2 separate regions of the Homo sapiens genome follow, and region 1 is linked to region 2. Evidence: chromatin contacts called from ENCODE POLR2A ChIA-PET data. All regions are on one chromosome and are shown on one strand. Each heading gives the region's core, a stretch centred on a gene start or an enhancer-like site at or near the end of the contact. The rest is flanking DNA. Distances are from core to core; before and after follow the strand shown.

Region 1 (6,386 bases), core at 572-3,071, about 41 Mb before region 2:
AGAACTTTTTCGTTTGTTTGTTTTTGAGACAAGGTCTGGCTCTGTCACGGAGGCTGGAGTGCAGTGGAGTGATCTCTGCTCACTACAACCTCCACCTCTCGGATTCAAGCGATTCTGCCTCAGCTTCCCGAGTAGCTGGGATTACAGACGTGCACCACCATGCCCAGCTAGTTTTTGTATTTTTAGTAAAGACGGGGTTTCGCCACGTTGGCCAGGATGGTCTCAACTCCTGGCCTCATGTGATTCGCCGGCCTCGGCTTCCCAAAGTGTTGGGATTACAGGCGTGAGCCACTGCACCCAGACAATTTAGAACTTTAAAATACAATATAGTCCAGCATCGGCCAGATCCTTGCCATCCCAGTGTTGTCCACCACTGTTCTTAGTTTGTCCTCAGCTCAGGGGCCAGGGAGGGACTTTTATGCCATCCCTCTTTCTCTGATAGAGAGGAATCTAACCCTCCCTAGGGGGGCATGTCTTTTTTCCTTCTCAACAACTTCATGTTCTTTCACCACCTTAATAATCAAGCATTTCCTTCCCAACAACAACTAAAGGGACCAGGAAAGACTTACAGAAGAAAGTGAAAGATTTTTATCTCACTTCAAACAGAAATTTACTTTTAGGCTGTCACTGTCTCCTCCCAGCTTATCTGAGCTAACAGGAAGCGAATGAAGGCCTGTGATTCAGCTGCAGGCAGCGGGTATGCCTGAGCAGGTCACACCCATTTGGTCTCTTTTGCCAGGAAAATAAAAAAAGAACCTAAGAGAACGGTCTTCACATTTTGAATGCGCAACATTGTATCTGTGAATGAAGGCAAGAGTTAACAGCTGTTTAATTGATAACTGCTCGCATCATTAGTTGCTGGCTAACAACTGGGAAATCAGAAAATGTCTTGTAGAAAAATGTAAGAAAAGTTCCAACAATACTGACTTAAACACGACAAAGGTGAAAACAGAAATGCTGACTCCTGCATAGGTTATCGGCCCTAATGTTCTGACTTGATATTTCCAGATGCCCAGCTCTGCGCTAATATCAACACCGTCTATTTACTTTCTACTCTGAGGCATTCGCTCTGCAGGATTCCAGACCCTACTAAATTATTCACATGGCCCCAACCGGTCCTTCCTTGTTCCGCGGTCCTAACACAATGAATGGTCCTAAGAGGAAAACGGCCTCGCGCTCCCGCTCCAGGCCCACTTCGCAGTCCCTAGTTCTCCCTACTGCCGCTCCAGTGCCAGAGCCCCTCCGAAGGCGGCCAGGACCTCCAACCACGCACAAGTCTGCAGCTCTCCCCAACTTTCCGTTCAGCTCAGTCTCCGAGGGTGCGCCAGAGCAGACACCCGGAGGAGTGGGGAGTGGCAGGGCGGGGCCGGGAGAATGCTGCCCCGGAACCCATAAATCTGGGCCCTGCCCAGGTAGGCCGGGACAGCTGGGGTGGCCTGGGCCGAGAGCCAAGAAAAGACACCCCATCTGGCAGCCCAACTTGGCGGCAACAGGTGGCCCGGCGCCCGGGGGTCTGGGAGGAAAGTCGCTCCGGGGGCGGGCCCCGTTGCCCCGCCGCGTCCCCATTGGTCATCAGGTTTCTTAAAATGTGACTCTGAATCTGTGTCCTTCCGCCGCAGAATTTAGTCCCACCGAAAGGGCAACCTGCCCGCGCGTTCCGCCGCCGCCGCCGCGCTTCCTCCTGAAGGTGACTGCGCCCGCGGGGACGCAGGGGGCGGGGCCCGGGTCGCCCGGAGCCGGGATTGGGCAGAGGGCGGGGCGGCGGAGGGATTGCGGCGGCCCGCAGCGGGATAACCTTGAGGCTGAGGCAGTGGCTCCTTGCACAGCAGCTGCACGCGCCGTGGCTCCGGATCTCTTCGTCTTTGCAGCGTAGCCCGAGTCGGTCAGCGCCGGAGGTGAGCGGTGCAGGAGGCTACGCCATCAGTCCCCACCAAGGGCCAGTCGCCCGGCTAGTGCGGAATCCCGGCGCGCCGGCCGGCCCCGGGCACGCAGGCAGGGCGGCGCAGGATCCAGGGCGTCTGGGATGCAGTGGAGCTCAGAGAGAGGAGAACGGCTCCTCACGCCTGGGGCCTGCTCTTCAGAAGTCCCCAGCGCCGTTCCTTCCAGATCAGGCGGGTCCGCCGGCTCCTTTCCCGCCCCAGCCCTACCCCCTCATTCTGGTCCCATCCTCTTCCTCCTGCCCCAATCCTCAATGCGCCTCCATCCTCGCCTGCCTTCTCTCGGTCCCTCGTGATTGATTCCACCCTTGCTTCCCCTTTCTCCGCGCCGCCTGTTCCGTGCTCGTTTTCCCCTCTTCCTCCTTAAGTCTGGTCCTTCCACCCCCTCCTCTTCAAGCTGTGCGTGTCCCCTGATTCTAATGCTTTCTGTGTAACTCATTGAAACTGCGTTCTGGTTCCCCTCCCGCGTCCATTCTCCATTCATGCGCGACCGCCCTTCCCGCGCCCCAGTTCCCTCTCGCCGCCCCTCCCCCTGCTTGCTGGTCACGTCCGCTCCCCCGCATCCCCTTCCTCGCCTGGCGTGTCCGCTCCCTCCCTCCCTCTCTGCTCTGGTCGCGCCCGCCCACTTGCTCCGGTCTCCGAGCGCGGTCCCACCCCCCTTTTCCATCACCGCCTCCCAGCTCCCAGCAGGCTCGGGCGGTGCTGAGGCCCCGTGTCCGGGGCGGGCGGGCGGAGGGCTGGGCTGGGTGCCCCGCGCGGCGGGCGGGATGCGGCGGCCCGGGGGCAGCTGGAGACTTACGTAACGTTGGCCTGCCCCGCTGCCGGGAGGCAGGGCGGTTGCCCCTGCGGCGCGGTGCCGTCCCCTGTGGCCGGGATTAGATGGGCGGCCTGCGAGGGCCTGGGAATGGCTCGGGGCCCGAGAGCTCGACCGGCCCTTGCCGGGTGGCCGCCAGGGACCACGCTCCATCTCGCCGCGGCCGGGCTGCACGTAGCGGCCGCGCCCAGGGCCCACCCCGCTTCACCGGGCGATGGCCTTGGGCCTCGTAACGGGCGGGATAAACCTCTGCAGGCTTTGCTGGGGCCTCCTGGCCCTCGCCCGTTCCGCGCCTCTCCGGCACGTTTCTTTCTTTTCCTTTCTTTTTTCTTTCTTTTTTTTTTTTTTAATTATCCGGCACATTTTTTAACAAATGCGTCCTGATTGTGGAACGCGGAGGCCGCGGGGTGGGGTGGGGATCTGGTTACGGAGGGGGCAGGAAATCTGTCGCGTTCACTGAACGCAAACGGTGTGGGTCAAGGGCTGTTTGGGGGTCAGAGTTAGAGACCAGGATGACTAGACGAGTCATAGCCCACCGAGCTCACAATCTTAAAATGTATCTCCTGTAATGCTGGGAGTGGGGTACGAGCTTCCTGCTGTGGGAGGGAGGGGGACAGGAAGCCTCGTAAGGTCTCACCAGGTGGCAAGCACACTGGATTAGAAGATGCAGGAAAGCACCTTCCAGTCTGAAGATCATTTAAAGACTCAGTCATGTAAGGGCATCCCTTGGCTTCTTAATCTACGTACTCCAGACCCAGGGCTTGGACCTTTGCTGGTACGGGTTAAAGTGAGGCCGACAGTGAAGGTCCACGTGGAGAGAGACATTGGGAAGTTGTCAAAAAGGCGTTTAGAATCAGGTTTGACTCATTAATTTCCTGAGACTCTGAAGGAGTTCAGCCTCTACACCTCAGTTTCCCCTGGGAAAACTGGGAGTAACATTTTCCTCATGATGGTTGAAAGGATTCATGCTTACGTGGATGTGGCACACTCAGTAAGTGTCTAATCTCTGGCGAAATACCCAGAAGAAAAGCCTGTGACTGAATATATTATTTTTGAGCACAATTACTTAGTCCACAATTGAGCATAAGGGCCTTGATCCATTGTCTTCCTACTGTCCCCAAACGCCTACAGCTAATCGTGAGGAATCAGGCTCTCTGAATAACCACGTGTCTCCTGGAAACCAGTTCCCCAAGGGATCTGGTTTAATATTGACAAAGTAACTGATAATGTAACTTTCCAACTCTCTGCTTGGAGCAGATGCTTTTTGGTCATCTGAGATTGGGACCTGTAGACAAAGGCAGGCAAGGAGGGGCTGAGTTAAGCCTTTGGTGTTCCGCTGTAAGTAGAATACTACCTACCAGAGGAACATTCCAGCCCTTGACTTGCTCTGCCTGCTGGTGAGATTAGGATTGGAGCCAGGGTCAGTAGCCCCCAGTTGGCCGTCTTGAGGGTGTGGCCACTCCCTAGGTCACAGAGGAGATGGAGGTCAGGACTCCCCTGCTGCAGCGTTGTTAGCAAATAATTTGCCCTTTGGTGGCCTGAGGTGCTGTGGGGGCAGGAGTGGGCTGTCTTGTGGGGAAGGGAAATGTAACGTATCACCAAATCTGTGGGGGAGTGGGGCTCTGTGGGGAAGATGACTCAACCTTTCAATTATTCTGCTTTTGAGAGAATTATCTTCGCTGGGTGAGTGGGGAAACTACATTGTGGTTCTTGCAGGCTTAAAAAGTCCCTTCTCCCCTTTCAGTGAGTCAGATAATGAAGCATGCATTTCCCCTAATTAAAAATGCCTCAACTACGGAGCTTGCAGTGAGCCGAGATCGCGCCACTGCACTCCAGCCTGGGCGACAGAGCGAGACTCCTTCTCAAAAAAAAAAAAAAAAAAAGCCACAACTAATTAAAAAATGATTGGTCCGGGTCACCTGGTTCTCTGTACTGCCTTAAGAGCTTAAGTGTAGACTGGCAGAGCCCGGTGCCCAGCTAATGCCGTCTGTGCAGCTTCATTCCTGGCCCTTTTGTAGCGGGCACAGCCGCCTCTCCTGGGACTTGATTAATGATGACTTAAAGAAGGTTCTTGAACTCATTTCTCAGTTACTGACTTGAGCCAAAATGTATGGATGTTGGTCTCCTGTCTAGCACAACTGCTTTCATTTTAAGCATTGCATTAGAAATAATGTTGTATTCATATTTTAGCAAAGAGCATCATTAGCTCTTTAAGAACCGTACCCCCAGTGACTTAGCAAATTTGGTGGCGGTGACTCTAAACAGCTAGCACTTTATGGGAGTTGCTTCTGTGCCTTGAATGTTGTGACACTGATGTGGGGTCACAGGAAAAACCATTTTATTTCCTAAAGCTGTTTATTTCTTAATATTGAGGCAATGGAAGAAATGAGGAAACGGCCGTGGGCAGGAAGGTAGAAGAAAATGCAGCACTTACATTACAAACTCACTTTACTTGGGTTTTAGTTTATTTTGCTTCAGTTTTTTGTTTTTTTTTTTTTTTTTTTTTTTTTTTTTTGAGATAGTTTTGCTCTTGTTGCCCAGTCTGGAGTGCAATGGTGTGATCTCGGCTCACTGCAACCTCCACCTCCTGGGTTCAAGCAATTCTCCTGCCTCAGCCTCCCGAAGTAGCTGGAATTACAGGCACTTGCACCACGCCCAGCTAATATTTTTGTATTTTTAGTAGAGATGGGGTTTCACCATGTTGGCCAGGCTGGTCTTGAACTCCTGACTTAGGTGATCCACCGGCCTCGGCCTCCCAAAGTGCCGGGATTACGGGCGTGAGCCACTGCACCTGGCCTGCTTCAGCTTTTATGAAGGCAAGTCAGGATGTGTTATCTTGGCCAAGAGCTAAGACTGAGACCGGAGTAGAGGAAAATGACTCATTTGACATTACCCTTCTTTCTGAATCACTCCAAAAGTCCACAGTCAAATCTCAATTAGCTGGTATAACACAAGAATGCGTTGACCCTGTGAGCAGAGTTTTATTGCATCTTCAAGGGTCTTCGTGAGATTGGTTTATTTGGTATGAGGTCTTAAGGATTTTAAGTTGTCCCTTTAAGCATCAGTTCTGATACAGATGGGAATAGAGCTAAACAACCAGATATATGAAGACCATTTTTGATACCACCATACTTGCGGGGAGCTTGCATTTTTTTACCAAGGGGCAGACTGGATAATTGAGTAATTTAAATACTTGGGACTTTGTTAAAGAAGCTGTTGGGGGAAGGTGAGCCTGGGTGAGTGGTGGAGGGTGATGTGCAGCATCTGCTGGGCCTTCCTGCCTCTTGGTATGACTGCTCAGCTCAGGAGTTGGGTGCTTTAGGGCCCCTACCATGCAGTGCGGTGAAGCCCCGCCCCTGCAGTGGTTTGTGCTTGTCTGCACGTAGGAGGGAACAAGCCGGCTGCAGTACCTTCGGTGGCCTCTGAGACTCACCTCCCCCACTTCTGTCCATAGACAAAGCTCCTGGGGAGCCCTAAGCCTCTTTCCTCATGCCAGCAAGCAGTCTTGGAAGCAGGCTGGGGCTGCAGTGGGAGAGATGCCAAGACCAGTTATTCAAGGGCAGTGAGGTTGCCAGTCCTAGCATTTCACACTGTGGACCAGCACAGCTGCTGGCTGAATACTGCAGTCAAGATTC
Region 2 (6,296 bases), core at 2,975-5,474:
GTTAAAATAGAGTGAGGCATGGAATGTGATTCACGAAGGTAGGAACCATGTCTCTATGACACTCTGCAAAGCCCAGTTCTGAGACACCACGTGGCATACATATAGGAGATGCTCACTGTGGATTTGCTAATGAAAGCAAAGGAACAAACGAAAATGTTCTAGGTCTACTGCAAACAAGTAAGTGAAAAGAACAGATGTTACATTTAAAAAAAAATCACAGAAAATAGAATCTAAAACAACAACTATGAAAATAAGGCAAAGGTGGTCATTTTATTTTTCTAAATCATGAAATGACAACTTCCACAATCCTTCTTACATGGGAAATATTATTCCACTAAAATGTATTAAATGAAAACTTTAAAAAATACAAAGGGAAATTGACAAAAATGCAATTGCACGGGGAGGTTTTACTGTATCACTCGCACTTTTTTTTTTTTTTTGAGAGGGAGTCTCACTCTGTTGCCCAGTCTGGAGTGCAGTGGCGTGATCTCGGCTCACTGCAAGCTCCGCCTCCTAGGTTCAGGTCATTGTCCTGCCTCAGCCTCCGGAGTAGCTGAGACTACAGGCGCCTGCCACCATGCCCGGCTAATTTTTTGTATTTTTTGTGGAGATGGGGTTTCACTGTGTTAGCCAGGATGATCTCGAGCTCCTGACCTCGTGACCCGCCCTCTTCGGCCTCCCAAAGTGCTGGAATTACAGGCCTGAGCCACTGCGCCCAGCCTCACTCACACCTTTTTGATGGAGGCAGTATATTAAAAATCCACAGGCATATGAAGGCCTTGAATAATGTAATCAATATCGCTGATTGAATAGACACTGCTAATGAAGTCAACCCCCACCCCCCGACCCCCCGACACACACCTACACACACACACACACACACACACGTTTGTTCAGAGACATCAGTTGTCATGTGAACTCTTTCTTTTTTTAAGGGAAACAGTCTTTCTTGAGGACCACATGCAGGCTGGTGGGTGGGTGAGGTTGAAGAAACACCATGGCAAAGGTTCTCTCTTGGGGCTTTTGGGCTCTGTTTGAGCTCCTGGGATTGAGATCGGTTTGAGGGCCCAAAACCAAGATTTTCTTGAGCAATCTGGTAAATTTCTAGGCCATGAGGTCATAGTCTGAGGTCATCTAACTGTTGAAGAGGAAGTCTTAGAGCCCAGATTAGGGAACAAAGGAAGCCTTACTTGGTCTAGGTGAGAAAGTCTAGCTTCGAGCTGGGTTTGTACCTTTGATCTTTCCACTGCTGTAGGGACATAAGCCATATTCCATGGAGGACTGTGCCCTTGGCAATGGGACGGGAGGGAGGGAGGGTGGGAGTCTCAACAGGCCTTCATAATCTGGGTGTAACATGAGTGTGCATATGACTTTGTGGTTATAGGCTATGACATATGAGTCATATCTATGTTAAATTTTATATAAAAATAGAGAACTGGCCAGGCATGGTGGCTCACGCCTGTAATCCCAGCACTTTGGAAGGCCAAGTGGGGGCAGATCACTTGAGGTCAGGAGTTCAAGAGTAGCCTTGCCAACATGGTGAAACCCCGTCTCTACTAAAAATACAAAAATTAGCCAGGCATGGTGGCAGGCACCTGTAATCCCAGCTACTGGGGAGGCTAAGGCACGAGAATTACTTGAATCTGGGAGGCAGAGGTTGCAGTGAGCCAAGATTGTGCCACTGCACTCCAGCCTGAGCAACAGAGCGAGACTCTGTCTCAAAAAAAAAAAAAAAAAAAAAAAAACCCACCAAAGACAGAGAACTTTCCTTTCCAGAATTCAAGCAATATTTATACACATCGATGAAATATTGGGCCACAGAGAAACCTCAATAAATACCAAAAGGCAAAAAAGGTAATAAGGTTAAAAACCTCAATGTAATAAATCTTCAAGTCAATAACTAAAAGTTTAATTTTTAAAATGCCATGTATGTAAATCACACCCCAATTTTAAACATCTAACCCCTTGAAACTTAGAAATAAAACCACTGTCCTAAAGAAATGTCAGCTCACCGAGAAAAACAAAACTGCATTTACATAAGACGGGAATGATGAGAAAATTGCCCAGCAAAACTTATGGGACATGGCCACAGCCTGTTTTTATTACTAAGCAAGAAGAAATGAATAGACATGTGATGAGTAGTCAACAGATGAAGTCAGAAAAACAGAAATAAGATGCGAGGAATGTGCTTTAAAAGACACACACGTCAGGACAAAAACAAAAGTTGTAAGTGAATTACATGAGAAAAAAATGTCTAGTCTTGATAAATAACACTAAGGGCTGCTCTGAGAAGAGACTGGTCCCCCTGCAGGCACAGGGTGGGGAGACTAGGATCCCAGCCCAGCTGCTGACAGCTAAGCCTCTCTGAGCTCCCTGTCTCCCTCCATCTGCTGGATGACTGTAAATCAGACCGTCATAGAGAAGCCTATGGTACCAATTTGTACCCAAGTCTCCCCTCTTCCTACCTAATGTAACTGCTTTGTAATTTTGCATGACTTGGATCGGGTCATTTATTATTTGCGGGGCTCAGGCTCCTGATCGGCGCCCCCTCCAGCATTAGGGTGCAGAATTATCAAACACGATGTGGCTCTCTGGGTCCTGGCAGTCAGTTTCCTCCAAGCCTCGGTGGCCCCAGACAGAGACTGGTTTTTGTCATGGAAAAACACTCCTCAGAGCAGGGTCTTTAAAACCGTTCCGCCAGCCAACCCCACCCAATTTGCAGAGATTCAAGAGTAAAAGAAATGTTATCATTGTCAAGCCACTAAGTTTCCAGGTGGGTTGGCACACAGCCATAGTGACTGCAAAAGGGCATCAAGGAAGAAATTAAGGAAAAGCAAGTGTGACGTCAAAGGCCGAGAGATTGTGCCTTAGACTGATATGTGTTATACAGCAATGTAAAATGTTGTTGTTAGGATAAGAATCGATATACCCTCGCGGGGCTGTAGTCAGGATAGAGACCCTGTATGCAAACCGCTCAGCAAAGTCTCTGGACACACTAGGCGCTCAAGATAGAAACAGTGGCTACCATCATCACCCTCACCACCGCCGGCAGCAGCCCTTCTCCCAATACTGGCAAGGACGTATTTAGCCAGTGGCATTCATGTGAACTAGCTATCCTGTCCCTGTAGCCATGTAAACATATCATCAACAGGGGCCGGGCGCCCTGGCTCACACCTGTAATCCCACCACTTTGGGAGGTGAGGCAGGAGGATGGCTTGAGCCCAGGAGTTCAAGGCCAACCTGGGCAACATAGTGAGACACCTCTCTACAAAAACAAACAACCTGTGTGGTGGTGCGTGCCTGTGGTCCCAGCTACTCAGGAGACTGAGGAAGGAGGCTTGCTTGAGCTCAGGAGTTCTGAGGCTGCAGGGAGCCGAGATCGCCACACTGCACTCCTCCAGAGCAAGACACTGCCTCAAAAGAATAATAAAAATAAAGGGCCGGGCACGGTGACTCACGCCTGTAATCCCAACACTTTGGGAGGCCGAGGCAGGTGTTACACGAGGTCAGGAGTGGCCTGGCCAAGATGGTGAAACCCCGTCTCTACTAAAAATACAAAAATTAGCCGGACTTGGTGGCGGGAGGCTGAGGCAGAGAATTGCTTGCACCCGGGAGGCAGAGGTTGCAGTGAGCCAAGATCGCACCACTGCACTTCCAGCCTGGGAGACAGAGCAAGACTCCGTCAAAAAAAAAAAAAAAAAAGACATTAAGGGCTTTCTGGGACCAACTCGCCCACCCTAATGTCCCTCGCTTTTCCTTTCATTCATGTGCTTCTTTTTTAATTAAAGGACTTTCTTTGCATCCTGGTGTCCAGCCAGTTTCCCGATTTAAATCTAGGTTCTGGAGAAGCTGACGCCGGGTGGGTTGCGGGGGGAGGTGCGGCGCAGCGCGGAGGCCGCGTGGACAGGGTCCCGGGCGCGGGCACCGGGCGTCTCTGGAGCGGGTCTGCAGGCGCCGCCCACGCTCGCGGGTCACCCTGACCTCGAAACCGCGCGACTCTGACTCGCGCTTTCCGCTGGCTCCGCTGGGGCGGTGCCCGGACAGCGAAGGGCCCGCGGGTCAGCGCGGACCACTCTCTCCTGCTGCCCGCCCGGCAGCCACATCGGCCACAGGAGCGGGGACTGCGCAGAGGCCCCCGGTACTCCGGCCCTTCCCCCACCCTCCCACCCCCAGCCAAAGACTGGGGCGGGGCATCCTAGTCCGCGTGACTCGGATGGGTGGCCTGAAGCTTCCACAGTTCCGCCAACGCGGGACCCGAGCGCAGATGAGAATCCACAGGCGTGGGGGGTGGGGCTGGACCCCTGACCTGCCCTCCAGGAGCCCTCAGTCCACAACCAGGCCGGCAAGCGCGAAGCGATTCCAAGAGACCTGCAAGAAAGGAGCCAGCTGCCAGAGCCCAGGCTTGGGGTCTGGACGCTGGGAAAGTCCACGAGGAATTTGATCCTGCCTTGAAGGATGGCCGTAGTGCACCTGTGCACCCGGGAGCAAGGCCCACGCAGGGAGCAGGACAGCGCAGGCCCAGGAGAGGACCCCGGAGGAAGCTCAAGGGGCTAGGTTAAGCCTAAAGGAAGGTTTGGTGGGAAATAAGGCTAACCAATAGCATAACACGATTAACCCACATCAGCCATTAAGAACTTAGCTGGTAGGGGGAGCGGGGAAGGGGTTCCAGATGTTGGTCAAAGGATACGAAATTTCGGCCGGGCGCGGTGGCTAACGCCTGTTATCCCAACACTTTGGGAGGCCAAGACGGGCGGATCACCTGAGATCGGGAGTTCGAGACCAGCCTGACCAACATGGAGAAACCCCGTCTCTACTAAAACTACAAAATTAGCCGGGCATGGTGGTGCATGCCTGTAATCCCAGCTACTCGGAAGGCTGAGGCAGGAGAATCGCTTGGACCGGGAGGCGGAGGTTGCCGTGAGCCGAGATCATGCCATTGCACTCCAGCCTGGGCAATAAGAGCGAAACTCCGTCTCAAAAAAAGAAAAGAAAAAAAAAAGATACAAAATTTCAGTTAAAGAGGAGGAATAAATTCAGGAAGTCTATTGTACAGTATGGCGACTATAGTTAATAACAACGTATTATAGACTTGAAAATTGCTGAGAGTACATTTTAAGTGTTCTTACACCAAAATGTAGGTGAGGTAATGGATATGTTAATTAGCTTGATTTAGACACCCACAATGTATACATACTGTATATCGCACATCATGTTGTATACCATACATATATACAATTTCATCAATTTAAATTAAAAAAAGATATTAGCTCATATTAGTATTTCAATCAGCCAGCCCAGGAATATTTGATAGAGGAGGGAGGCATGGTGCAGATCCCAAGAGACTGAGAGAAGGAGCAGAGGAGCTATCATGGGGGCGGTGGGGCCTCAGATTGCCCAGGGATAGCTGAGGTGTCAGGGGAGGCCAACACGTGCTGCAGCACCAAACAGCACCTAACCTCAAGGCTGAGCACAGCGAAGGTGCGTTTCCCCTCACATAAAGTGCACTTCAGACATGGGCAACTCTTGAAGGAGCAGTCGCCCTGGTGGCAGGTCTCCACCCGAGGCCTCCTCCATGGTCACTGTGGGTGGGAAGAATGAGAGGACCTGGAGAGTCAGATTGGCGGGTAAATGCCTCCCCCTGGAGGTGACATAGCCTTCATCCATGACATGACCTCGCTCCCTGTGAGGGATTCAGGAGTGTCATCTCCCAGGGGTCTGGAAGGAGAGGAGAGTCAGATGGGGTCGGCGCTGAAAGTCTCCATCAGCAAAGGGCCGGAGCCTGTGGACTGATTCTACCTACACCCTGCTTTCACAGGAGGCTGGCTTGCTGCCTGGGGCTGCACTCTGTCACCTGTCAGCTGCATAGAGGTGCTCCTGGACTTACTATGAGGTCACATCCCAATAAACCCATTGTAGGTTGAAGATTTCATAAGGTGAAATTGCATGTAATACACCTAACCTACTGAGCATCATATCCCAGCCTACCTTACACATGCTCAGAACACTCATTTAGCCTACAGCTGGGCAAATTGTCTGGCCGCACAGTCCCCTATAAGGTCGTTTACCATCGTGATCACGTGGCTGGTGTCCGGCATCGAGAGAGTATCTTACCGCTTCCTACTGAATACATATTGCTTTCTCACCATTATAAAATCAGGAAAATTATAAGTGGAACCATCATAAGTTGGAAACTGTCTGTAATTACATGGCCATCTGATTGGCTTGTTAGAAGTCTCAACAATGGGTGCTCGCAGAGTGCTATGGAGAAGAGGTCTCTTGTGAAGTACTTAAGATCA

Evidence for each region. ChIA-PET counts read pairs that join two places held with the same protein, here RNA polymerase II (POLR2A).
Region 1: POLR2A ChIA-PET joins it to region 2 with 17 read pairs in BJ. The contact joins the promoter of PKM here to the enhancer-like site in region 2. POLR2A ChIA-PET finds 5 or more read pairs at or near these places in 2 of 52 experiments (BJ and activated CD4-positive, alpha-beta memory T cell).

What each region holds. Positions count from the first base shown.
Region 1 is chr15:72,226,625-72,233,010 of GRCh38, reverse strand. PKM (pyruvate kinase M1/2) reads left to right here and starts at 1,821. Exons shown (of 11, transcript NM_002654.6): 1 at 1,821-1,895. RefSeq lists silencers at 1,380-1,879, 2,440-2,949 and enhancers at 4,332-4,591, 6,009-6,303.
Region 2 is chr15:31,438,844-31,445,139 of GRCh38, reverse strand. No RefSeq gene overlaps it. Among named protein-coding and RNA genes, the nearest start is that of KLF13, 120 kb to the right of the region's middle. RefSeq lists an enhancer at 4,018-4,518. Within about 2 kb of position 4,224, at least 26 of the 41 ENCODE cell types and tissues checked have a DNase peak (open chromatin) inside an H3K27ac peak, as active enhancers do.